Regions from separate parts of the Mus musculus genome. Here all the other regions are linked to region 2. Evidence: chromatin loops called from intact Hi-C (ENCODE). Cell type or tissue: left cerebral cortex. All regions are shown on one strand.

Region 1 (8,000 bases), 120 kb after region 2:
ATAAAATATTCTTTTAATTCAACGGCCACCTGGGGAGTGGGGGGATGGGACCGCATATAAGAGTGTCCTGGGAGTCCCTGGTGCTAAATCACAGCCTTGTCCCAGCTCCCCCCACCCCCAGCCACTCCAGTAGAGTCTCCAAGAAAATCAGTCCCTTTCCTCTGTTGTCCACACCTAAAGTGTGGTTCTCACAGTGAGAGCATCAGCATGGTGGAAAGCTGGAAAGAAAGGGCAATTAGCAAGGCCACCCCAGGCCCACTGAATCACGCCACTGAGGGTGAGTCCATGGAGCTGGGCTGCTCTAAGCCCTCCCCCCCCCCACCCCCTGCAGAAACATGACGCCTTCAGCCTTCCAGACAGACAGAAGGGCTCCAGTTGTTATGCGTATTTATTTTATGTGTTTGTATGTGTGCATTTGCACATGTGGGTGCATGAATGCAGGCAGAGGGCTGGGGCCAACCTCAGGTGTCATCCTCAAGAGGTGTCCACTTTGTTTTTGAGGCTGGGTCTCTCATTAGAACCTGGGACTCATCCATTAGGCTAAACTGTCTGTCTGTCAGTCTGTCTATCTGGTGAGTTCCAGCACTGGGATTACAAAGGGCATATCACCATACTCAGCCTTTCATGAGGGTTCTGGGTGGGACTCAAACTCAGGTGCTCTTGCTTGCACAGTAAGCACTTTACTGAGTCATCCCCCAGTTCAGGAGATCAGCACTTTAACTTGAATGGGACTCGTCAGGGACACCTGAATTCTGGGTCCCCTAGACTGCACAGTTGTCCCAGTCTACAGACCCGAGGTTCCACTTATCAGTCTGTACAGTGGGGCTCTAGAGCTTACCAGGCAGCTGTTGGTGCTGGAGTTTCAGAGGTACATAGTCACCTGGCAGCAGTCTCTATGGAGACCTAGCAAGATCACAGTTGCCGACATGCTTCTGCTCCCTCCTGCCATGCTCTGACCAGCAGAAACTCTTCAGGCTGCTCTCCAGTGCCACATACAAATAACGTCAGCAATACAGCTGTCCTGGATCACCCCTGAAAACCAGCTGACACTCCAAACTTCAGGGCCAACTGTTTCAGATCTTGTCACTCCTTGAGGTGAGGCTGGGGTCATTTGTTACATTGCCAACCGTTCTTCAGAGGTCTTTATGTGTTTATGTGCCTTGTCCTTGAAACTAGACTGTAAGCATAGGAGGGTAGGACCTGGGGTGTCGGCATAGTAAGCTGGGGACCATGCTTGGCTGAGTCCCTGGGCCCAAGGAGTTGCTGCAGAGCTAAGGGTTGACCAGATGTCCCTAGGAGGGGAAAGGCCCAGTTCATACAAAGCCTAGAATACCCAAGCACCTAGAATCTACTACACTTGTCTGTTTATGTATGTGTTTAGGGAGAGAGGGTGCATGCCACAGCAAGCATGTGAAGGCAGGAGGACAAATTTTGTGGGAATCAGCTCTCTCCTCCCACCACGTGAGTCTCCAGGATTGAACTCATGTTGTCAGGCTTGGCCGCAAGCACCCTTACTGGGCTGGACCATCTCATTTGCCAGCACCTGCTTTCTATAAGTGAGGCTTGGCAGAAGCAAAGGAATGCGTGAAGCCTCCGTGAAACCTAGGAAGCTTGCGGGGGGGGGGGGGGAAACAAGCAGGAGAGAGGGGGGTAACAGCTTCCGCAGCTTCCACAGCCATCTCCCTGGCCCTAGGGTCACTGACTTCTGCCTTCAGAGACAACTGCTAACCTTCCCCTTCCACAGAGGTTGTGGACCTGTAGGCCAAGTGCTGAACTTGAGTTCTCCTTGACCCACACCGTTTCACTGCCTGAGGTTAGCAGTGAAACCTTGGCTTGGGAAATCTTTCTCTTCCCGTAGTAGTGCGTGAGGCTCACTCTAGATCCTGTGGGAATGGTTTCAGCTGAGAGTGCCTGCCGGACTCTGCTACACAGCAACCCCTGTTGTGCCCTCCACGTGTGCCCCACAGGCCACCGGAGAGGCAGGTCCGTGGCATCTTAAAGCAGACAGGCAAAGCACAAACTTGGCATACAGTAGACATGGCTCCTCTTGGGAGATGCTGGTTACCCACGGTGTCCTGCCTCTAACCTTCCAACCTCCTGGCCCTCCAGCCTTTTCATCATTCAATGGCCTAACACTAAGAAAGTGGAAATCAACGGGGGAAATCAGGAAAGGTGCCCAGCCCTTAGGCAGGAAGACTTCCCTTAGTCAGCTCTAAGGGAGTCCCTTCACTTCTTTGGGCTTCAGTAGGCTGATCTGCAGAATGGGAGGAAAGGGAAGGACTGCAGTTACAGGCTTCAATTTTCTAGGGGCTTAAACAATGTGTGAGCAACAGCAAGAGCCCGGTGCTTGGTGCACACCGCAGGAAAAGCCGCCAAAGAAACAGGTTAAGCTTCACATCCTAGGCTGGGCGTTAATGTCAATGCTCTGGGACACTGAACCCAACCTTCAGGGAGGGGGCGATGGCCCGTAGATGATCCTCTCTGCAAAGAACTCCAGCTTTTTTGCTACTTCTAAACCTCCGCTAAGCCTCACAAAAGATCTTTTCGGCTTGCAGTCCAACAAAGACCGAACGCTGGAAAGAGATGAGGGTCGGCGAATCCAGCCACTGGACTCCCGGAGCCAAAACACTATCGGGGCAGGCTCGGGACGGTCCCGGCAGCCTGCCGCGCGCCACCACCTGGTCAGGACATTAACCCCAGTTTCCCCCAGGACAGTGATGGGCGCAGATGCGCTGGGCACAAGTATCCTTGCCACAGAGAGCTGGGAAGGCGGGGAGCCCTAACCTCCTGGTAAGCATCCTCCAACCTGCGGGAGGCCCTGCTGTATAGGCTCCCGGAGGGACCAGGCGTGGGAGAATCTGATCCCAGTCACTTGGACCGGTTTTTCTCGAGAGCATCACCAGCCCGGAAAGAGGCCGGCTGGCCTCGCAGCAGGCACTCACGGGGACGGATTCTGAGACGCGACGACAGTGGGATGGAGCGTGGGAGGCAGTTCCAGGAAAAAGCATCTGGGGTTCGAGGGCTCTGGGGCCCGCCAGGCGGAGACCCAGAGCTCCCAGACTACAGACCGATCGTGACTCCGTCCCACTCGCAACCTTGGTCCCGGGAAGGAACGGTTTTACCTATTTTTCAAGTCTTTTTTTTTTCCTCCTAAAAATTAAAAGACTAAATCAAGTCTTAGGGGAAGGTGCCTGCGCAGGGCTGCCACCAGGACCACTGTGTGCCCAGCTACAACACTACCGCCCGCGTTTGGGAGAGAAGTTAGGAAGTTCGGGACAGCCGCCCACGAGCGCAGGAAGAGGGACTCGCTTCTCTTTTAACTTTGGGTGTTGGGGTCTCCGCCGAGGGTCGGAGGTATGTAGCCAGGGGCGACCCGCAGGACTGCAGGGCGTCCGGGATTCCCTCAGTGAAAGTGGGTAGACAGGATCAGGAGGAAAAAAAGAGAGTGAGTCCACGTTGCGCGTGGCACCGGCTGGGCTTGGGCTCCGCGGGGACCTGCGCGCGGCCCCGCAGCTCTGCGTCGGGACCCGGGTCGGAAGGACGCGGTGCGGGGCGAAGGTCCCGCACATCTAGAATGGCTCTCGGCCGGGAGACCCCAGATTCGCGCAGAGCTGGCAGGTTCCTTCTTCCGGACACCCGCACCGCGACTCTCGGGTCTTCCCCCGCACGTGGAGACGCGGCGGCCGCTGCGTCCTGACTGCGGCCAGAGGACGCGCGCCTGGCCCAGCCGAGGCTCTCTACGTCTCGCATAGACCCCCGGGCGCTCCCGCAAGCCCAGCCATCCACCTTCTGCCCCTCGCCAAACTCGCCTTCTAGAGCCGGGACCTGGCCACGGAGGACCCACGGAGCTGGTGGAAAGTTAGTCGCGACGCTGCAAAGCCCCCTCCCCTGAACTGGAACCCACACCCCGACCCAATGCACCCACAGTGCTCCGAGGCTCCGGGTCCCCGCGGACCCCACCCAACCATCTACCTGCTTCCGTGGCGCGCCCCGGGCTTGGGCCAGCCAGTCGCGCGGTCCTATACCCCGGAGCCGGAGCGGCTTCAGGTCCCCAGGCAGGAGAGGGAGCTGCGAACCGCCCCGAGCCGGGCAGCCGGCTCCGGGCACTGAGAACGAGTGAGCAAGCAGGAGGCTGGAGCCGCTGCGACTGCTGCCACGGCAGCCCCCACCCCCCTGCGTCCCTCGGCCCCTCCCTCTTCCCTCCTCCCTCCGCTCTCCCTCTCCCTCCCACCTCTTTTCAGACCCTGCGATCGCGCGCATTCCCTCGCTCTTTTTCCTAGCTTTCTCTCTGCCGGTTGCCTTCTTTAATTCCCTCTGTTCTCTTCTCACTTCCCTACTCTGCATCCACCCGTTATCGTTCTTTTACCGTTTTTCCCCCGCTCTCTCTTTTCTGTATCTCTTCCTTTTAACCCCTCGCGACTCCCTTCTCCCTCCCCCCCCCCTTTTTTTTTTCCTTCTGACCGACCGATTAGCGTGGCCTCTGCACCTGTTCTTTGTAGAAGCTCTGGCTGGCGAAGCTAGCCCAGGATGGAAGGGGACCAGGAATATGCCCCAAACTGAGCTTTTAACAAGCTGAGTACAGATAGATACCCAGGGAAAGCTAGAAAAGCAAAGAACTCAGTGTGCAGAACAAGCTGAGCTGCACCAGGTAAAGTGCAGACAGCCAGGCCCCAGAGTAAGAACTTGCCATGCTGTGGTCAACTCCAAAGGCTGGACTGCTGTGGTCAACTCCAAAGGCTGGACTTAAACCAGCGGGGCTTCTTGTAGACTTCAAGGTCTTCGAACAGGGGATGAGATGGGGGGTGGGGGGGGGCAGAGGAGGGTGCATGTTAATGATAGGGTGTCAGAGGCCTGGCACTGCACCCAGAGCCACCTGGAAGTCTTCAGTCAGGTGACACTTTAGACTACACCTCGTGTGCTTGTAAGTGGGTCCTAGCCAGGTGGTGGGAACACCTGCTGGTCACCCCTACTCCTTTCCAAGATATGAGGGGCTCACTCCTGCTTCCCTGTTTGCCAGAGGTGGGGGTGGTGGGGTGTTTCCTTCCCTTGAAGTGAGGTGGGGTCCCACACTTGGGAAAGGTGTCCTGCACCCGGAGGGAGAATTTTGCCACTAGAACAGGCAGATTGTCTGTGGCTTTGGGACAAGCCACTCGACCCAGGCTCCCGTGCAGCCTGAGGATCCAGCTCTTTCCCCAGGAGTGTACTCCCTGTCATCTGTCCATTTCAGCCCAGTGGGGTTTGGAGAAATAAGAAGAAGCCCTCTTCCCATTGGCCCACAACAGGCAGCCCTGCTCTGCAAGCACCAGACCAGGTTCATCCAGTAAGTGCTAGGCTTCTGCAGGAATGGTGTGAGCAGATGAGATCTTTCTGCATTGGGGTTTCAGGTCCCAAAACTCCAAACCAACCTCCCCAGCAGTTCCTTACCTTGGAATGTCAAACTAAACGGACAACAGATGGCAGAGCCTCTTGTTCACAACATAAAAGTAGAGCTTGAAACCGGGTGAAGCACTTAGCAAACACCCGGGTCACTCACCCGCCAGAGTGAGTCCCTCCTTAAATTCTGCACCCCAGGAGCTTCCTGCCTTCTCTAGTGCTCTAGCCCCTCCTTTGCAGGACCAACCATCTAGTGATATATGAAGTTCCCCATCTGGCAGTGAGGAGACCAAATCTGACATTGGAAAAAGTTCCCAACTTCATAGCCCTAGGGGGTGTGAGTCTCACACTGGGAAGCCAGCTCCACTCACTGTGACATTAGAAAGATCACTGAGTCCCTCTAGCTTCAGTTTCCCTGTTTGTAAAATGGGAATGCTAACATTACCACAAGCCTTCTGAGGATTAAACCAAAGCCCATTTCCTGGAACAGTGACTGGTGGCACTTGGCCACTGTCTGCGGTTAATATTAGCTTAATTAAAATTAGTCTAGGCTTACACAGCTTCCTCTGCACAGTGGCTCTTGGATTCTGAGCTCCACCTTTATTTACCGTGCCTCTCACTCTGACTTTCTGTGTGGTAGAAATGTCTAAGTGGGCTGGTGGATTCGTGGAGCTGGGTGGGTCTTTCTGGATACCCATTGTGCTCTAGAGCAGCACAAAGCAGGCTGTCCTGCCCGGCTCGTTCCTTGGCTGCACTCACATACTGCCAGGCAGGGATCATGTGTCTAAGGACTGCTGAGGGACAGGGGGGTGGGTGCCTGGTTTTCTGCCATACTCTAAAAAGCTGCACGGATCTATAAAGCTGGGCTTTCCCTGCCCAGATGGCAGGCCTCCAAGAACACATGTCACAACAGAGCCAGAAGCACTTTTAGCAAACATCTCTAGGAGTCAGCTTGGGGTCGGCCGGAACCTACAATCCATCATTCACTTGCCAGGAGAGCCTGCTTGCAGGAGGCACAATAGTGCTTGGCCTGGCCCAACTTCTCCAAGTTTATTTGGGAAGCTGTAACATCTAAGACTATGCTACTCACCAAAGGGTAGAATCTCAAACAAAGTCCAGTCGCCACCCAAAAGCTTACACTCAGCTGAATGTGCTGGTGATGAGCCGTGCCAGGCTGCCCTTGAACTTAACTAAGGATGACCTTGAACTTCTGATCTTTCGCCTCCACCTCCCAAGTGCTAGGATTCCAGGTGTATGGCACTATGCCAGGTTTTACACAGTGCTGGGAATCAAACCCAGGACTTCATGCATGTGAGGCATGCACTCTACCAACTGAGCGATACATAGAAGTATGTTCTATCATTATATATATATATATATATATATATATATATATATATATATATATATGTATGTATGTATATATATGTACATATATATATATACATAGACACACATATGCATATATATGTGCACACACACATATTATACCTTAGGAAGGAGGGAAAAGGTACCATGAGCTGATTGAGGGACCCAGAATCTGACACCCCAACTCAAGTCTTTGTGCTGTTATCTGTCCTCTGTGGGCACAAGGATGTGCCTTTCTGCCTGAACAGGGTGAGAGGGCAGAAGCCAGAACTGTTCTGTCCAAGTTGGAATGACTCCTCCTTCCTGGAAATAAATCCCAGAGACAGGGGTGCCCAGGGCTAAGAAAAGGGGTACTGTCCCCCTTCCTAGCTGAGATGGCCCCTCATGCCTTCCCTCCCCTAGGTCTCCTTGCTAGGATCACCTTTCCTACAAAGACCCTCCCAAAACCCCAGGAGGGAGCCCACTGGGGACTCTCAGGGACACGTGGGACTGGCTGGATAAGGAAAAGGCCAGAACTTTGCGGGGGTGGGGAGGAGTGTTGAACTCTTCAGAGGGAAGGGACTGTGACAGTGTGGAGCACTGGAGAAGGATGTCTGGTACCTCCCCTGACTCTAGTTCCATGTCTTCCCCTCCTCAGAGCCATCACCAAACCTGGCCTCATCACAAGAATAAGAAGATATTTACAATATGTTGAGCCAGTGAAATGGCTCAGTGGGTAAAGGTGCTTGCTGCCATTCCTGGCAACCTAAGTTGTATCCCTGGGACCCACGTGGTAGAAGGAAAGAACCAACTCCTGGAATTTGCGCTTTGGCCTCCACGTGTGTGTGTGTGTGTGTGTGTGTGTGTGTGTGTGTGTAGTGCTATAGTCACACACCCATTAAATAAAAATGTAATTTAAAAAAGTTTTAGATGCTTATGACATTAATAAAATACACATATAATGCCACAACCATCCTATACAGCAAACATTGCCATTCCCCCTTTAAAGAAGGGAAACGGAGACTTCAATAGCATAAGTTACTCAAAGCCACAAAACCCAGTGGCAGACCTGAAATGGAGCTCCAGCTTGTTCGAAGTCTTTTCTCAACGCTACAGTGCCTTCTCGCACTCCAGGCTGGGGACCAGGGTGTGGCCAGCAAAAAGACAAAGGTTGAACCTAAGAAGGTGTTCAGCTCTGGGAGCTGACTTCACACACATAACCTTGAGACATAGTCACCTGGGGAAGCCACCCTGGGTTACAGGGAACCACAGGACCTCTA
Region 2 (8,000 bases):
ACAGGGACTCTTATTGGGCTGGGAACTTGCCAAAGAGACTTAGGTAGCCACAGTGAGTCTCGGGGACCCACCTGTCTCTGTCTCCCTCACTCTGGGATTACAAACACTCATCATGTGTCCAGCTTGTTTGTTTGTTTAATGTGGGTTCTGGGAGATCAAACCAGGCCCTAATGTTTTCTAGGTCAACACTGGTCCGACTGACTGTTCCCAGACAATCTTATGAAGCAGGTAGAAGAATTAATCTCACTTTGCAGATAAGGAAAGAACATCACACAGCCTAACTCTCCAGTCCTTCCAGTGACCTTCCGGTCCATTCTATCTCTAGCATAGCTGGGGCTTCATAGAGGATGTCTCCAGCCCTCCCAATGGAAGCAGTCATTGTCATCCTGCCTATTAGCCATAACCTAGACCAGCAGGTGGAAGCCACAGGAAAGCTGTTCCGGGCTTCACCAAAGTAGGCATTTGCTTTGTCACCCTGGCCAGGTGACATGAAACAGTGCTACTGATGCCTGGCTGCTGACGCATGGCACACACCTCCGGGGCAGGCTGGAGAGCGTGTCAGGAATTAATTGTCATGTAGGCTGGTGTTCCATGTTTTCCCCAGAAGGCTCACTGACCGGGGCCAGATGGCCGGGCCCAGGCTGTAAAAGCCCATCTGCTTTGCCTGAGGAAACTGTTGGTTCATTTGCAAGGGGGCTGGGGGCTGTGGGGCCACAGTCTGCTCCCCGACGCCTGTAAGGCAAAAGGTCTGGACTCCTGCAAGGAGGACAGGAATGGTTTGGCAGTGCTCAGAGATCCAGGCAAGCGGGAGTTCTGTCTGACACTGAGGATGATAAAGATGACCCTGAATGTGGGTACCTGGAAGATGTGGCCCAGACATACAAGTACATGCAGACATGGCCCATATGCCCCTGTTCATCGCCAGGCCTTAGGAAACAGGCAGGTCAGCACCCATCCCTGCTTCCTGCAGGACTTCAGTTGAAAATAGCACCACAATGCATTTTGCAAGGCCATCTCTTGGAAGGGGGATAAATGAGTCAGAGCCTGGGCAGGGGGGTAGAGGGGGTGGTGTCCTATCACTCAGTAGTGTGTTCTTAAACATGCCACCGAGCTCCCATAAGCCTCTGTGTCCTCAATTGAAAATCTATGACATCTATGAAGGATGTCATGGATTACCGTGAGAAACAACAGACAATGGTAGTAGTATACACCTCTCAGGGTGAAAGTGGCGGGGGGCGGGGGGGGGAACCACTTAAAATGCTTACAGACTACATAGTAAGTGCTTAATAGATGCTAACCTTCATCAGTATGACAGGCAGTGGTTTTCCCCCTGTGCTAGGCATGAACCGATTCTTCCTCCTTTCCATGTTGGGGACAGGGAGTGAATCCTGCTGCTGAATAAATGCCCAAGAGCTTGCAGCCTCAGCTTCCTCTTCCAGCACTGACTGAGGCCAAGGAACCAGCCCCAAAGGTATTGATGTCATGGGGTTGGACCTAGCTTTGTAGGATCCTTGGGCTGAGTGAATCCAGCTAGAGGGCCTTGTACCAATGCCAAGTCTCCAACCTGAAGTGTGTGCCCTGCTTCCATAGCTGGGTGGTTTAATATTGCTCACTTGCCAACATGCTAATGAGTGCTGATCCATCTTGTAGCTCCAGGATTTACCTGGGGGTGGGGGGATGGGAGCAGGGGCTCTACCCTGCGTTTTGTGGTGGGGGATATAACTAACTAGGCTCATCCAGCTGGAAAAGTATCCCCAAGTGCTCTCTGAGAACCAGGGTGTGTTTCTGGAACGGCACAGGCTAGAAACATCTAAACACAGTATCGGGGGAGCTGAGCTGGAAATTCCAAGAAGGAAGAACGCTGCTGGATGCAGGTATCGCAGACGGCCTTCTTCCCAGGGGTAGAGGGAAAAGACCTGGGCTTCGTGGCCGTGTGGCTCCCTGTTCTCTCAGGCAGGCTGTGACCTGAGCTGAAAGCTGCAGCCACCAAAGAGTCAGCACGTTTCCGATAGTTTCACATTCCAGCCTTGTTCAGGTTGAGCAGGTGAGACAAGTAGAGTTTGCTTTCAAGTTTAGATAGATTCATTGCAGGTTCTTTCATAAGGAATGGCTCTCTGTAACAGAGAGTAATCCAGACTGGAGCCTTGGAAGAAGACACAGATGGCCAGAGACGCAGCGGGAACCCTAGAACCTGGCTACCACATCAGTCTTACCTGGGTGGATGATGGACAGGCTTATCTGAAGAAGGAGGCCCCAAACCAGAGACTAATGAGGAGTTCTAACTATCACTGAGGCTCTCTAAACACTGGGAAACAGAAGCTGAGATTCACCAACCAGGAGGAAAAGGGAAAACATAAAAGATATAAGACTGATTCTGAGTCTCTGGGCTGGGCTGCAAAGCCTGCATTCACACACCCCTAGTGAGTTTAGTGTGCAACTGAGTTGATAATAACCCCCGAGCTGGAATTGCCAATATGAAGACGGTGATTACAAAGCACATTTGTGAAATGTGTGCCCCGATCCTCCCAAAGCCTGTGAGGATGTTTATTTTCCTTGCTATCCAGATGGAGCTGGCCCTGGGCTCAGAGTTCAGAGACTCCCCAAGAAGTACAGGTAGCAAACAGAAAGCCCAGGGGATGCCCTGAAGTCTTCACAGATCTTTTACATCCTTTCCCAGTACTCTTTCCCAGGAAATACTCTTTGCTTTAGCCTTGATGTCATTACAACTTCACACGGGATATCCAGTCACCAGACAACACACTGGAGTAAGCACTGTCCCTTTGCATCCAACCATTCTTCTTGGTCCATGAGTGTCTCTGCTACCCCTGTGCACTGCCTCAGTGAGATGCTTCTGTCTGCCTAGGGGCTGGCCATCCATCCTCCAGGGCCCATCTTACTTTTCCTCCTCCGCCATCCACTTGCCCCACTGGGTCTTCATCTTAATTTTATTCATTTGATTTATTAGTGTCTAAGTGGCAGAGCCATCCTGGTCAGCATGGCCAATCAATTCCAGGCTTTAATTCGGTTTTTCCTGATTGGGTCTCTGGTCATTGTCTTTCTGCTCACCAAAATCAATACTTTAACCTTGTACTTCAAAGTCAGACCATCTGCAGAGACCTAGCCTAGACTCTAGGACTTGCTGCCGCAGTCAGTTTGAGGCAGGCTCTCTGCTGTGCTCCAGCTACCCTGTCAGAGCTAGCCCTGATCAGAGCAAAAACAGATGAGGCCTTCCCATCCTCCCTGTAGCAAGCCACCTATCTACTCTTGCATTGCTGTCAGTCCTTGGAGACTGTGACAGACATCCCAAGAGTCCAAAATCAAGACATCTAGGACCACAAAGCATGCCTCCTCACCCTGGCTGCCACTCTGGCTGTAGACAAGGATAGAGCTCCCCGGGCCTCTACTCCCTCATCTGTAAATGGGTATGCAATAATTGAAATTGACTGCCAACTTGACCAGATCTAGAGTCACCTAGAAGGCAAACCCTGGGGGAGGGGCGGGGATCTCTAGACTGGGTTAACAGAGGTTAGAAGCTCTGCCTAAGGGTGAGAAACTTCATTCCACAGGCTGGTCTTGGACAGAACAGGAAGAAGAAAGGGAGATGAACATGGTCATCTCTCTCTCTCTCTGCTTCCCACATGTTACCAGCTACCTCATACTCCTGCAATTGTCCTTTCCTTGCTCTGATGCACTGTATCCTGGTGCTATGGGTAGAAATAACCCTTCCTTTCTTAAGTTGTATTTCTTAGATATCTTGTCATAGCAATGAGAAAAGTCTCTAGTACAGGGTGGGGATGTAAAGAAGGAAGGGGAAAGACAGTCCAACAGGAGACTGTCACCCACAGTCAACATGTCCCTGTGGTCCTGGCTCTCAGGAATCCACACTGTTTTACCTTGTCCTAGTTGGAGCTACCCTGTCCTGCCTCCCCTTACTGATTGGTCATCAGGACCTTCACAGCCAGCTGCTTCCTCTCCTGATTCTGGTAGTTCTCTAGAGTGCCTCATACAAAATGAGCCCTCCAGAGAGTGGCAGCTCTGAGCTGCCCACCTTACCTCTCCCAGTGGCTACACACATTGGGGTCTTCAGGGTTCAGAGCAAGAGCAGCTTGCAGAAGGAAGACAAGGAGGCCCACCGCAGACGGCGCCATCGGGGCCTGTGTGGGAGAACAGAGAAGACAGGCTTACTCAGACTTCGGTTGCGGCATCTGTTTGGTGCTAAGACTTGGTCCTCCCTCAAAGTGAGGGAACGGGCACTAAACAGAGCAGGTTTCCCACAACTGCCACACAGCAGTCAAGACTGGATACTTCACACTTACAGAGTTGACTAACATGGCAACAGCTCTGAGTAACTGAAGAGTCTGAGTCATGGATCTGAGATCGCTCCAGGAAGAGGCCCACATGCAATGCAATGCATTGGCTAAAGTTTCACAGAATTCAGAGCATCCCTCCACCCACCCACCCCCCATCCTCAAAAAATCTATCCTTGATACAGAAACCCAGATCTGGCCATTGTAGTGGCCAGATCTCCTTCCTCCTCATCTTTGGCAAGGCTGGGTCATCCCATCGCCTCCTACTCCTCCTATGCCGAGGAAGAGAAGCAGACAGTGTAGCCCACAGGGAACTGAGCCCAGGCAGCTTTCTGAAACACTCTGGAACTCTGGGCCCCTGCTTCTTTCCTCCTACAGGATATCAGTGCCCTGGGGTCACCAAATACCATTCCCACTCTGAGATGACCAGCCGAGATAGTCAGATAACGGGGCTTTAAGGAAGCAGCATGCCCAGGTTATCAAGGCTCCTGAAATACCATTGTATGTCACGTTTTTAGTACAGATACACAGTGCCAACTACCTTGATCTCTAAATGAGAGACACAACACACAGCTTCTTAAGGAGGCTAGAGAGTGAGCCATGTGAGGGTGGCTAGTGGTCACTGACTGACCTTACTCCCCAAGACCTTATAACCCTACACTACAGCCTTAGAGAACAGCTTCTAGTCTAAATGTCCCCACCACGGGGGACACACACAGAGCAGCGAGGACACTTCCTGTGGAGCTGGACCTCATGAGTCCCAGTGTCCTTTGTGAGCTGACCCAATGCCATGACTCATGGAAGAGGTTCTATTGGGATTTATTTAAAGGTTTTAATGAATCCAGAATAGCTTTTCTTTTCAACTTCTGACACTAAAAGAAATACACTTTCCATTAAGCAGGGCTGAGGAAAACATTTTGACATTGGAAATCATTCCCCAGATTTGAAATGGTTGGTTATCTAGCCCACAGGCCCTAAGATTTTAGATGAGGGCCATTTCCCCTCCTGGGAGGACAAACGGGAAAGGCACATATCTGCACACATCCCGAGATCCAGTCCTCCATGCGGCCCCTTTCTCCTGGAAGCTTAACTGCTTGACCCCCACCTCCCTCACTTCCTTGTTAAATTCTTTTTTTAAGCAGCTCCTTCAGCAACAAGCCAATCATCACAAATCCTGTGTAACCATGGGGTCTAAATTAATGACTAATGAGGCTGTACTTTCTACATTCATTCTGGAAATCACCCAGCTAAGTGCAGATTTAGCTGGAGATCAAGGACATTTACAGATCCCTGGGGGGGGGCGGGGGGGGGGAGGAAGGGTGGCTCCATTGCTTCTCTCTAAACTGGCAAAGCCCAAGAGGTGCAGCTACTCTCCTGGTCCCACCTTCTCTCCTCCCAAGTTTAGCAGCAGAGACTCAGCAACTGCCACACGCAACCTGGAGTCCACACAGCACAGCTTGAAGGCAGCAGCCATTGTCAGCATCCACATAACCACTTCATCCTCCACTAGGATATTCAAGTAGACTCAAAAGGGCACCCAGTGACAGAAAGAGTTGGAAAGCCAGAAAAGGCATGAACATCTTTTCTGTGGGGGTCTGGGACGATTGAGTATCCCTGGAAGGAAGGAATGATACACACAGAACTCAGGAAGGCAAATAAGACTTGAATGCAGAACGTGTCTTGTCCCTGTTTCCTGTGTAGCCCTAAGATGGCACTTTTAAATTTAGTAGGCTTTGAATCTATCAAAGGACCCATGATAACAAGAGGGATGGCGACTTGGATCAGAGCCATCATGGGCAAGCTCTTTAGAAGTCTTCACTAAGCCAGGTATGGTAGCACATGCCTTTTAACTAGGACTTTGGAGGCAGAATCAGGTAGATCTCAGAGAATGTTACAGGACAGCCAGGATGACACAGAGAAACCCTGTCTTGCGAGAACGACAGCAGCAGTAGCAACAACAACAAAAGTCTTAACTAAAGCTTTCTTGTTGAGTCAGGTCTGAATGGCACCGTTTACCTCTTATTGGCAGGAATCACTGGAGACTGACCATGGCAGAGAGGGTGACAGTTGTCTGAATGAGCACTCTAGAAGAGATGGGTGGAGTGGAGGAAATGATGTTTAGACTGACAGTTTGAGGCCTAAGATACCAAGTCTTTACCGGGGACCATGCCCAGTTCTAGTGGGGGAGGGAGAGAAGGACGTCCAACATTACAGGGGAATTGGCAAAGCCTCTCAGAACCTCTGCCATTCAGTCTTTCCTGGAGCCTGGCCAAGTCTGAATCGTATCCTAGGCTGTGGATGGGGCTCAGTACTACAGCAGTTGCATAGTGTGTACTAGGCCCTGAGCTCCCTTCCAGCATCGAAATCAACCAACCAGGAGGTCAGTCAATCAATCAAGAAGATTCGGATACAGCTTAGTGACTAAGAGCTCTTGCTGCAGAAGCACGAGGACCTAAGTTTGTATCAAAGCACTGGGTATGACTGTGCGCACACCACGAACCTCTGTGGGGGATGGAGACGGGCTGAGGATCGCTGGCTGCCAGTTTAGCTCTGGGTTCAGTGAGAGACTCTGAACCAAGAGAATAAGGTGGAGAATGATGCAGAGGGATGCCTGGTGTCCTCTTCTGGCCTCTGTACACAAAGGGGTATAGGAACCCGCATGCACGTGTGCACACACGCACGCGCGCGCGCGCATACACACACACACACACACACACACTTGTGAACATACACACACATCACACACATACACACATACATGTGAACACACATACATACACCTTTTTTTTTTTTAATCAGGCTAGGCGTCTTCACCCCTGCTCCATCTCTCTCTTCAGTCTGTCCTTTGTCTTCAACTCTGCCCAGTCAGATAGCTTCTACTACTACCCAGCAGAGCCTGACAAAGGTCAGCACCACTGAAAACATCCCCTTTGAGCCCCGGCCAGTGACAGCTAAGGCCCCATGCTCCAGTGTGGTCACCCTGCCTACTCTGCCATCTTACTAGCACGCTTCCTTTATCTTTCCAACATGTTGGAAGCAACCAATGGTGGGGACCCTACACCTCTGCTTCATGGACTGACTCCCAAACAACTGCATCACCCAGTCTCTGACACTTCAATTAAGAAGACAGAAAAGCAACCAGAAAGAAGCTGTCAGCATGTGAGGGCATCTCCTCCCCAATCACTTTAGTGGGACTTCCTGGGGGCTCTCAGGGAGCACAAAGACCAAAGACATATGCTTATGAGATGACCAAGGGAAAATCAATCCTGCCACCATGGTTATTAGGTGACTCCATTTGGAGTGACAGAGGTTAACGTATCAGGCACCACCAGGGCATTAATAATTAAATAAGAAAGCGCCCCAGGATCATTTCAGAGGGAGAGACATGTAAATAAGTCAGCTGGCTTCTTCCCTCTGTCTCCTCCCTCTCCCTGCATGCTAAGAAGCAGAGAGGGGAGCCAGGCTCCAGAGTTAGGGGGCTTTTTCCTGCCTCAGAGGGTAGGCGGCATTGTAGCTGATGAATGGAGGGGCAGAGAGTTGACTGGGAGGTGACTCACACCTGCTAGTGGGGTCTAATCAGTCCACGCCCCCACCATGGCTAGAGTAAAAGGAAGTCCTTCTAGCACCTACCTATGCCTGAAAAACCCAAAACAGCTCTCAGGATAACTGAGACCCACTGACAGCAGCAAGTGG
Region 3 (8,000 bases), 130 kb before region 2:
AGTGCTCTTAACCACTGAGCCATTTCTCCAGCCCCTGAAAACCTGCCTGTTTTCAAAGGTAAAAGCTGGAAACTCCAAGGAATGTCTTTCCTGGGCTCTGAGAGGCTCCCAGCTGCCATGTGTGGGGACCAGCCACTGTGGGAGTGTAGGGAAGGTCTGTATCATTGCCTTGGGTCTCATTCCAATGACCATGGCCTCATGGGAGCTGATCAGATACTGGGGCAGGAGAGCCTGTCAATCCAGGATGTCTTATGGCCAGCATCCTTGGCTTCTGCTATGGATCTAAGAGAACACTAGAGAGCCTCAGCTGGGCTGGAAAGACAGCACCAGTCTTGTCTGTGAGAGTGTCCAATAAGCTGCCCTGGGGAATCCCTATCAGTATGGCTTCCCCAGGACACAGAAGTGAGGGGCCAATCTGCACATGATACATCAGATGGGCTCTAACCAGGCCCAATTAGGATGGGGCAAACAGGCATAGTATGAAAGTTAGAAGAGGAGGTCAAACTCACTTGTGTCCCTTAACTAGGAAGGGCCCTCTGGCCATGTGAGTTGTCTCCAGTAGGACCAGGTATTTAAGGGCTTGAATCTGAGACTTGTAGGGGTGAGGCCTGGGTACTTAAAGACACTGGGGCACTTGGGGTCAGAGGGCAGATGTCACAACCGGGACTTTCTGCTCTTCCTGCCTACTAGGGTGCTAAGAAGTGGCCCAAAAGCCTTGAAAGCCCTGGTGAGAGCCTCCAGGCCACAGCCCTGACCTGTTCCAAACCAGGGTCATTCAGGCCACGCTACCCACCTCCCTACACCCCCCCACCCCCCCCCACCCTGTCCCCAGCTGGGCATCCAGCAGAGTCTCCTGGCTCTGCCCCACCCCTCTTTCCCCACCCCTGGAGTCCTGATCTCGCCCTGGCCCCACCCCAAGCCACGCCCTCGCTACTCACTAAACGCCTGTGTAGCCAGGAGCGCAGAGGCACTCGCCAGTGCGCGGGTCACAGCTGGCGCCATGGTGGCACTGACAGAGCAGCTGGCAGCCCTTGCCGTGAGTACCAGGAGCGCAGAGTTCCTCACAGCGCCAGCCTCGGAAGCCCGGGGCGCACACGCAGGCGCCGGTGATAGGGTTGCACAGGGCGCCGTTCTGACACTGACACCGGTTGCTGCAGTGGGGACCCCAGTGCTCGCTGTCACAGCCTGCAAAAAAGGATACTCTGGGTCAGAGCTTTCCTTAGAACGAGGGTCCACTTGGCCTTACCATCTCCTCTGCCCCTGGAGACCAAGCTGTTGCGGGTATCTGGATGGAGTCCTTGGCATCTGGAGACCTCTGTCAGGCTCCACCAAGCCACCGAGTGTTCACGGGAGCTAAAGAAGGCATAGCCTCAAAGGCCTTCCAGCGCTGCTGCTCACTTCAATCGATGCCACGGGCACCTCCTCCAATGCAAACCTGGTCACAGCTTTCTGCCTCCCTCTGTCTCTGGGAAGCTCTCTTTGGTTGGTCTATCTATCCTTACTCCTCTCAGCTGGACCTTTTCTTGCCATGCCTGCCACCTTGCTCTGTGACCCTGTTCCTCTCCAGGCAGCTGGGCCCAGCCTCATGTCGGCCTGTGAAGCCCTCTTTTCTCTGTCCCACTCACAGTCTTAACCTCTCACATTCTCATTTACTTAAGGACGGTTCTGACTCACTGTGCACACCCCTGGCTCTCCCTTCCCTCCTCCTCCTCCCTTCCAGGAATACTTTCAGGCCCCCTACTTGCTTCCTCAGTTCAATTTCCTCACTGCCCAAGCTCCTTCAGAAAGAGCAGGAAAAAAAAATTGTATCCCTGGGAGGTGACAGACAACCTAGGAGATCCATTCCTGTAATTAAATGTTTCCAAGACTGATGGCTTTCTGGAGACCTGCATTCTAAGCCACGGAAAGGGACAGAGTAGCCCAGAACTTCAGGAAAGTTACCCAGCCTGTTATCACCTCCCACTTTGACCCTTTTGGTGCACTCAGGGCACAACAAATATAAGACGTCCCCCAACAACTGGGAGCTTTGAGTGGGAGTGGAGTTTGGTTAATGACAGGCACAAATACTGTTCTAGGATTTCTGTTTCTAGGCAAGAAAGATTGCTTCCAGTTAAGGCAGTCAGGTGAGGGCTCCACATTGCAAGAGGGCAGTGAAAGATGGCTCACTTGTCTGCCTGCCAGAGGACCATCTGTCTTGCTTTCAGCACCGAAAGTCCTCAATTCCAAAGAGCACCTCAGCCCTGGGCAAGCTGGAGTGGAGGGTGGCTCTGCTGCCTGTGGGCACAGATGGCCAGCTGATCTTTGTACCCAAGCTTTCTAGGATTTAGACCCTGGGAGGAAAGGGTCAGGTGAGTGGTATGGGAAGGGTGTCCTTGGGGTGAACAGATACACAGAAGCACTCAGGTGCTAAGCAGGCACAAGAAGGCAGAGATGGGTGTGGCCTGTGAACATGCTGGCGCTCCACCAGCTTTGCCAGGGTCACACAAATCTCTCCTGATAGTGGGTTGGGTCACTATCCAGAAGCCTGCATCTGTTTACCCTGCAGTAGACAGAACTACTGAGTCTCTGATCCACACCCCCTCATCTTGGCTTATTCATCTGTGGCCTTCTTCATCTGTGCCTTGAATATTGACACAAATAGACTGGGCTGCCAAACTATGAGTGGACATCGCCTTCAGTTTCCCAGTCTACTCAGAGTGACAGGCTCCTCTCATGCTGAGAGCGGCTCACGGGACAGAGAAGCTGAAGGGTAGCAGTGCAGCATCCCCCAGCTCACTCTCTTTCCAGGAAACCTTCCCAGCGGGTGAGAAGACTGACAGAATTATCCACTGTGTGTGCGCTCACTCGTTCTCTTTCCCAGTTTGGAATGTGTATATATGCATGTTTGCATGTGTGTATGTACACGCATGTGTGTATGTACACGTGCTCAAGGAGGCTCAAGGTGAAGTCAGGGATCGCCCTCAGTCACCCTTCCCCTCATTCAGTGAGGCAGGGTCTCGCAGCCAAACCCAGAGCTTGTGGATGTGGCTAGTCTCCCCTGCCAGCTTGTTCTGGGGATCCCTGTCTCTACTTTCTAAAGCTGGAAGTACAGGCAGCCTCCACACCCACAGACATTTACATAAGTCCTGGGGATCTAGACAAGCACTTTAACCAGTGAGTGGTACCCCTCCTCCCTCTCTCTTCATTGCCAAGCGCACATAGTTAGCATTCAACGTGTATGTGCTGTGATTCCATTATAACAATGACAGGGCTGTTTAAATCTCCCCACGTGCCAGGCCCCATCCTGGAAGTTGGATGCAGGAACAGTATCTAACCCTCACAGGTTCCCTTCATTCTCTAAGTTATAGACCGCAAGTCAGAGGGTCATGGAAGTTACATTGTTGCAGGGCAGCCCAAAAGCATTCTGATTCCAGGTCTTTGCTCAGGTCCATGGGAGACTCACTGGGGGATTCCAAGATGGGAAGCTTGGAGGGTGGCTGTAAAGCAGATGAGTGATAGCTCAGAGCTGGCTGTTTCTTCTCCACCCACCACTGTGAGCAGCCTCAGGATCTAGACAAGCAATTCCTACATCTTCTGGGGCCACAGTGACCCTACATGAAACTGAAAATCTGAAGCTAGTAGCATCCCTTCATGTCCCACTGGGTACCTAGTGACATTTTGCATTTCAGGTACAAATCCATACCTTCCTAATTTTTTCTTTTCTTTATTGAGAGGATTTCACTATGCAGCTCAAGTTGGCCTCAAACACTTACTGAGCCTCCAAAGTGTTGTGGGTGTGACCTGCCATGTCTGGCAGTAACCTCCATTCTCTCTGGAACAGCCCCAAACAGAATATAACAAAACCGTGTCCTGGATAAGGAGACAGAATGTTGTCACAGGGACTTGGAGCTTTACTTAGCCACTCTCATCCCTCACTTGTCCCCTTGGTATCTCCCAAGTGCCTAGGGGTGACGTGTTGTAGAGCACTGTTCTCTGAGCATAATAGACACTGCCACCTTCACCAATCTGCTGTGACCACTTGCAGGAACCATCAAGATCAGGCCTGTTGATGTTCCTCCACAGATGAGAGTGTGGCCTCCAGTTTCTCCTTCCTACATCTCCCTCCTAGCTGTGTGTACTTCTGTCCCAGATGCTTGGGGTCTTGGGGGGTTCTGGAGTATACAGGGGGTGGGGTGGGTTAATTAAAGGAGACACTCCATCTCTGTAGCTATGAGGAAGTTGTCATCCATGCAAGCGAGGGTGAGACTTTTTCAGTTATGTGGCCCCCTAATTCCTTTCAGTGACTTCTCATTCCTGTTCTGGAAATAAGCCCATTAAACTCACAGTTTTGTCAATTTGCACTTTGGTGAAATTGTTACTTTGTTTCATTTGTGGAATCTGTTATTTGATGCCTCATCTCAGGTAAGTAGATTTTCTTTTTTAAATGTCTTGCCAGGAAAGTTTATACAACATGCAAGAGGTGACTTGCCATCTCTGGAGATAAATGGTTTATCGTGGGGTGTGGCTGACACAGAATCACAGAACTCAGCACTCCATGACAGTATAGGAATAAAGGTGGCTTAGGACATTGTAGAAGTCATGAGACTACAACTCCGGCTCCTCACACTACAAACAGATGTGAATATAAACATGCCTATATTTGTGTCCCAGTGCTATGAAGCTCCTAAAACCACAAGGCAGGGCTAAGGAGATGGCTCAGTGGGTAAGAGCACTTGCTGTGAAAGCAGAAGGGCCCGAGTTCAAATCCCCACATTAAGCATGCAACCTCGGTTTTGTACAGCAGAGACAGACAGATCTCAAAATCTCACTGGCCAGCCAACTTAGCTTCAGACTCAGTACGAGACTGTCTCAAAAATAAGGTGGTGGGCTAGTGGGATAGCTAATTAGATGAAGGTGATTGCCACCAAGACTGAAGACCTGAGTTCAGCCCCAGGACCTAAGTGGTGTAAGGAGAGAACAGATTCTGGAAAGTTGTCCTCTGACATCCATACTCATACTGTGGCATTTACACACGCACGCACACGCACACGCACACACATACTCATACATCTGCACCTGTACACACATGTACACACATCCACACCCCGACAACTTTGTGTCCAAACAGGAAAGCATGGAAATAAACAGAAAACACAGAGACTAAGAAAGTACAGCTACCTGCAGCCATCAGAGGACAGACACACAGCCGCTGGTATCTGAGCCAGCAGGAGGAAGCTGAGCTAAGTTAAACAGTTCTGACCAGGGAAGCGAGGAAGCTTGTCACCCATCGCAGAGAAATTTCTCCCCCAGAGTAACTCAATGGGAAAAAATGTTAGGGACCACAGGGATCAACTTCAGTTATCTGGAAAAATTCACATAAAAACTCCTCATTCCTCAGTGGTGATAGGGAAATGAGACGGAGCCGGGAGAGTTAATTATCTACTCTGCTGAAGGCAAGTAGAGCGATCAGTCTGCAATTACAGGGGCCTGGTGCTCCTCCGTGGATCTACGCACTCTGACCAATTGAGCCAGGCCGTGTCAAACCTCACGTAGGTGGGCTTTTTTTTCCCTTCACCCTTTCATGGACTCTGCTCTCTAATTATATTTGGTTTCTGCTGATTTTTCAGCTTCTCTGAGCAGCTACCCAGGGCTTAAGGGATACCCAGATGTACAAGGCCGGCAGCTCAGCCCCTCCCACCTGACCCCTTCAGACTCCAGGATCCAGCCTTGTGGGTTTTGGGTCCTCACAACAGGGAGCGGTTTGACAGCTCTCTTCCACCGTGACTTCGTGACTTCGCTATAAACAGGCTTCTCAGTTTGTCGCCATATTTGATGGAGCAGTTACTATACAACCAGGCCGTGTACTGCAGGTGCCAAGTTGACTTTTCACACTTAGGGTCATGGATGCTATTACTATCCCCATTTTTCAGACAAGGAAGGGAGGCTCAGAGAGGATAAATAACTTATTTCAAGTCACAGCTAGGAAGTGACTGAGAGTCTGGGCTGCTACCTGCTGGGTAAGGCCTGGTGTCAGTGCAGGGAGATGCAGGATGCTGGCAGCTAGCCATCATCCACAGAGATGACAATTAAGGCTGTAGCTCAGTTGGCAGAGTGCACAGCATAAACAGGCTTGGTGGTACAGATCCGTAATCCCAGCACCCTGAAGGTAGAAGCAGCAGGGTCAGGGGTTCGAGGTCATCCTCCGCTATACAGTAGTTTGAAGCCAGCCTGGGTTGCAGGATGAAGAACAGAGGGTCACTTCCCATCAGTACCTTGTTTAGAGGTTAGTTTATGTATAAATAGTGGTCCCTGGTTTTCCATGGCTGATACTATTTCCTATCACTTTATTCTCTTCAGGTAACATATTGACTTATTAATATTTTCTATTGAGTTATGTGGCATAAAATTCCCATATTATTCACATATGTACACAACCTGATAGCATTTGTCATGTGTGTTAACACTATCATTTCCAAACCTTCTAGCAGCCTCCAGAGATACTCCTACAACCAATTACAATGACTTCCCATACTTGGCCGTCACGAAACCTCAATCTTTCCTCATTTGCCAACGCCAGCCATTCGTAAGAGTGAAACCATACAGGAGCAGATGTTTGTATCTGACTTATTTCGCTTAACATAATGTTTTCAAGATCCAGTCACACTGGCTTGCCCTAATGTCCAAATGCCAAAGGGGTCCTCATCCAGAAACTGGAACAGGCAAGGGCTGGGCCTCTTCCTTCCTAAGCTTGTGATGCTAATTGTGCCCACTTGGGCCAGTGGAGCAGGGAGGCTCCTGGGATCTGAGAGGATCCATCCCTCAACTCTCCTCCCTCCACTGAGATGGTTGCAATTAGATATTCACAGACCCAAGTACTGTAGATCCAAACTCGAATCTCCAGACACTGTCCCAGTCTTGACAGACACTCGGAGCATAGGATTATACTGACGGACCACGAGCTTTTTTAGAGGTCTATTCATTGCACTGGCTACCCTCTCTGTGGTGTTCCCTTAACCTCCAATGGCACCTGTGCTCCCTGCAGCCATGTCCAGTGAGGACTGTGCCTCCATGTCCCTCCATCTCCTGATGTGGCAGGACTCCCCAGTGGCCACATAGTAAAGAACTAGAGATTGAGACTGGTAGACTGTATCCACCCGGCCCTTTCTACCCCAGCACACCAGTTGTCGGGAGAGAGGCTCATTATCCATGCATCAAACAGTTGCTGGGCCTGCACTGTGTGCTAGGGCCTGAGAAGTCCAGTCTGACTGTGTTAGGGGTTGGTCTGGAGCTGTGCAGACAAATGCTAAATTCTAAACTCCAAGATCCACCCTCCCCACTAGTGGATTCTCACATATACTAGCCTTTGTTATGTAAACTTCCCTCCCCAATTTAAAGCTATTGGTTAAATAAAAGTGACTACAGATAATTACTGAGGAGAATAGAGGTAGGCAGGATTTTGGTAATGGGCCGAGTGCTGCAGGTAGGGATCATGAGGAGAGGAAGAAGAGGTCTCCACTAGACAAGATGGACCAGGAGCACCTGGCCAGGAGAAATGCCCCCTGAAGACAGACTGGTGGAGCAGAAATAACCCTAACCTGGGCGAGACTCAAACAGCGAGTACTGGGGAGCGCAGCTGGGGAATTAACAGTCTAGTGTATAGAAAAATAGATGAGCAGAATATCGCCCAGTAATTGTGCTAAAGCTGATTTTAAAAAAAAATCATAGGACTCTGCCTCGATTATTGGGGGCTGGCCAGGTCATATTAATAACTGAGTTATTAAATAACATGTAAGAATACCATTTACCAGCTTGACAAACAGGCAAGTAAGTGAAAGGTGGTGCTGACCCACAGAGCGGAGAGGCAGCAGGTTCTGGGCCAGTCTGGGGGTGACAGCTATACCTGCTGTACACTTGTGGGGGAACCAAGAGGTCCTGGAGCTGGGGCACAAGGTAGGACTGAGCAGAGCCAGCCAGGTCCATTTCTACTGCCAACGTGTTAGGAGACAGTAGCGGGCAATGTG

The links. Hi-C counts contacts between places; a loop is a spot of excess contacts. Peaks named below come from ENCODE experiments on the same cell type or tissue, not always from the same donor. Only the 100,000 strongest peaks of a DNase experiment are listed, where the experiment ranks them.
Region 1: it touches region 2 in a loop (4-fold over the local background); 7 of 42 quality-filtered maps call a loop at or near these places.
Region 3: a loop joins it to region 2, with 4 times the contacts of the local background. A loop is called at or near these places in 2 of 42 quality-filtered maps.

Annotation. Positions count from the first base shown.
Region 1 is chr9:64,381,801-64,389,800 of GRCm38, reverse strand. It overlaps Megf11 (multiple EGF-like-domains 11), which reads right to left and starts at 4,175. Exons shown (of 25, transcript NM_001134399.1): 1 at 3,973-4,175. In left cerebral cortex, a CTCF peak has its summit at 3,202; DNase peaks (open chromatin) are centred at 2,877 and 4,116; H3K4me3 peaks cover 2,033 bases.
Region 2 is chr9:64,497,677-64,505,676 of GRCm38, reverse strand. Megf11 (multiple EGF-like-domains 11) reads right to left here. Exons shown (of 25, transcript NM_001134399.1): 2 at 4,054-4,154. The coding sequence starts at 4,148. Among named protein-coding and RNA genes, the nearest start is that of Megf11, 120 kb to the right of the region's middle. In left cerebral cortex, a CTCF peak has its summit at 4,119; DNase peaks (open chromatin) are centred at 1,042, 4,284 and 6,544; H3K27ac peaks cover 408 bases.
Region 3 is chr9:64,631,420-64,639,419 of GRCm38, reverse strand. Megf11 (multiple EGF-like-domains 11) reads right to left here. Exons shown (of 25, transcript NM_001134399.1): 6 at 939-1,185. Among named protein-coding and RNA genes, the nearest start is that of Gm36311, 51 kb to the left of the region's middle. In left cerebral cortex, no CTCF peak of the experiment used is centred here; DNase peaks (open chromatin) are centred at 2,234, 2,834, 3,108 and 3,820; H3K27ac peaks cover 1,790 bases.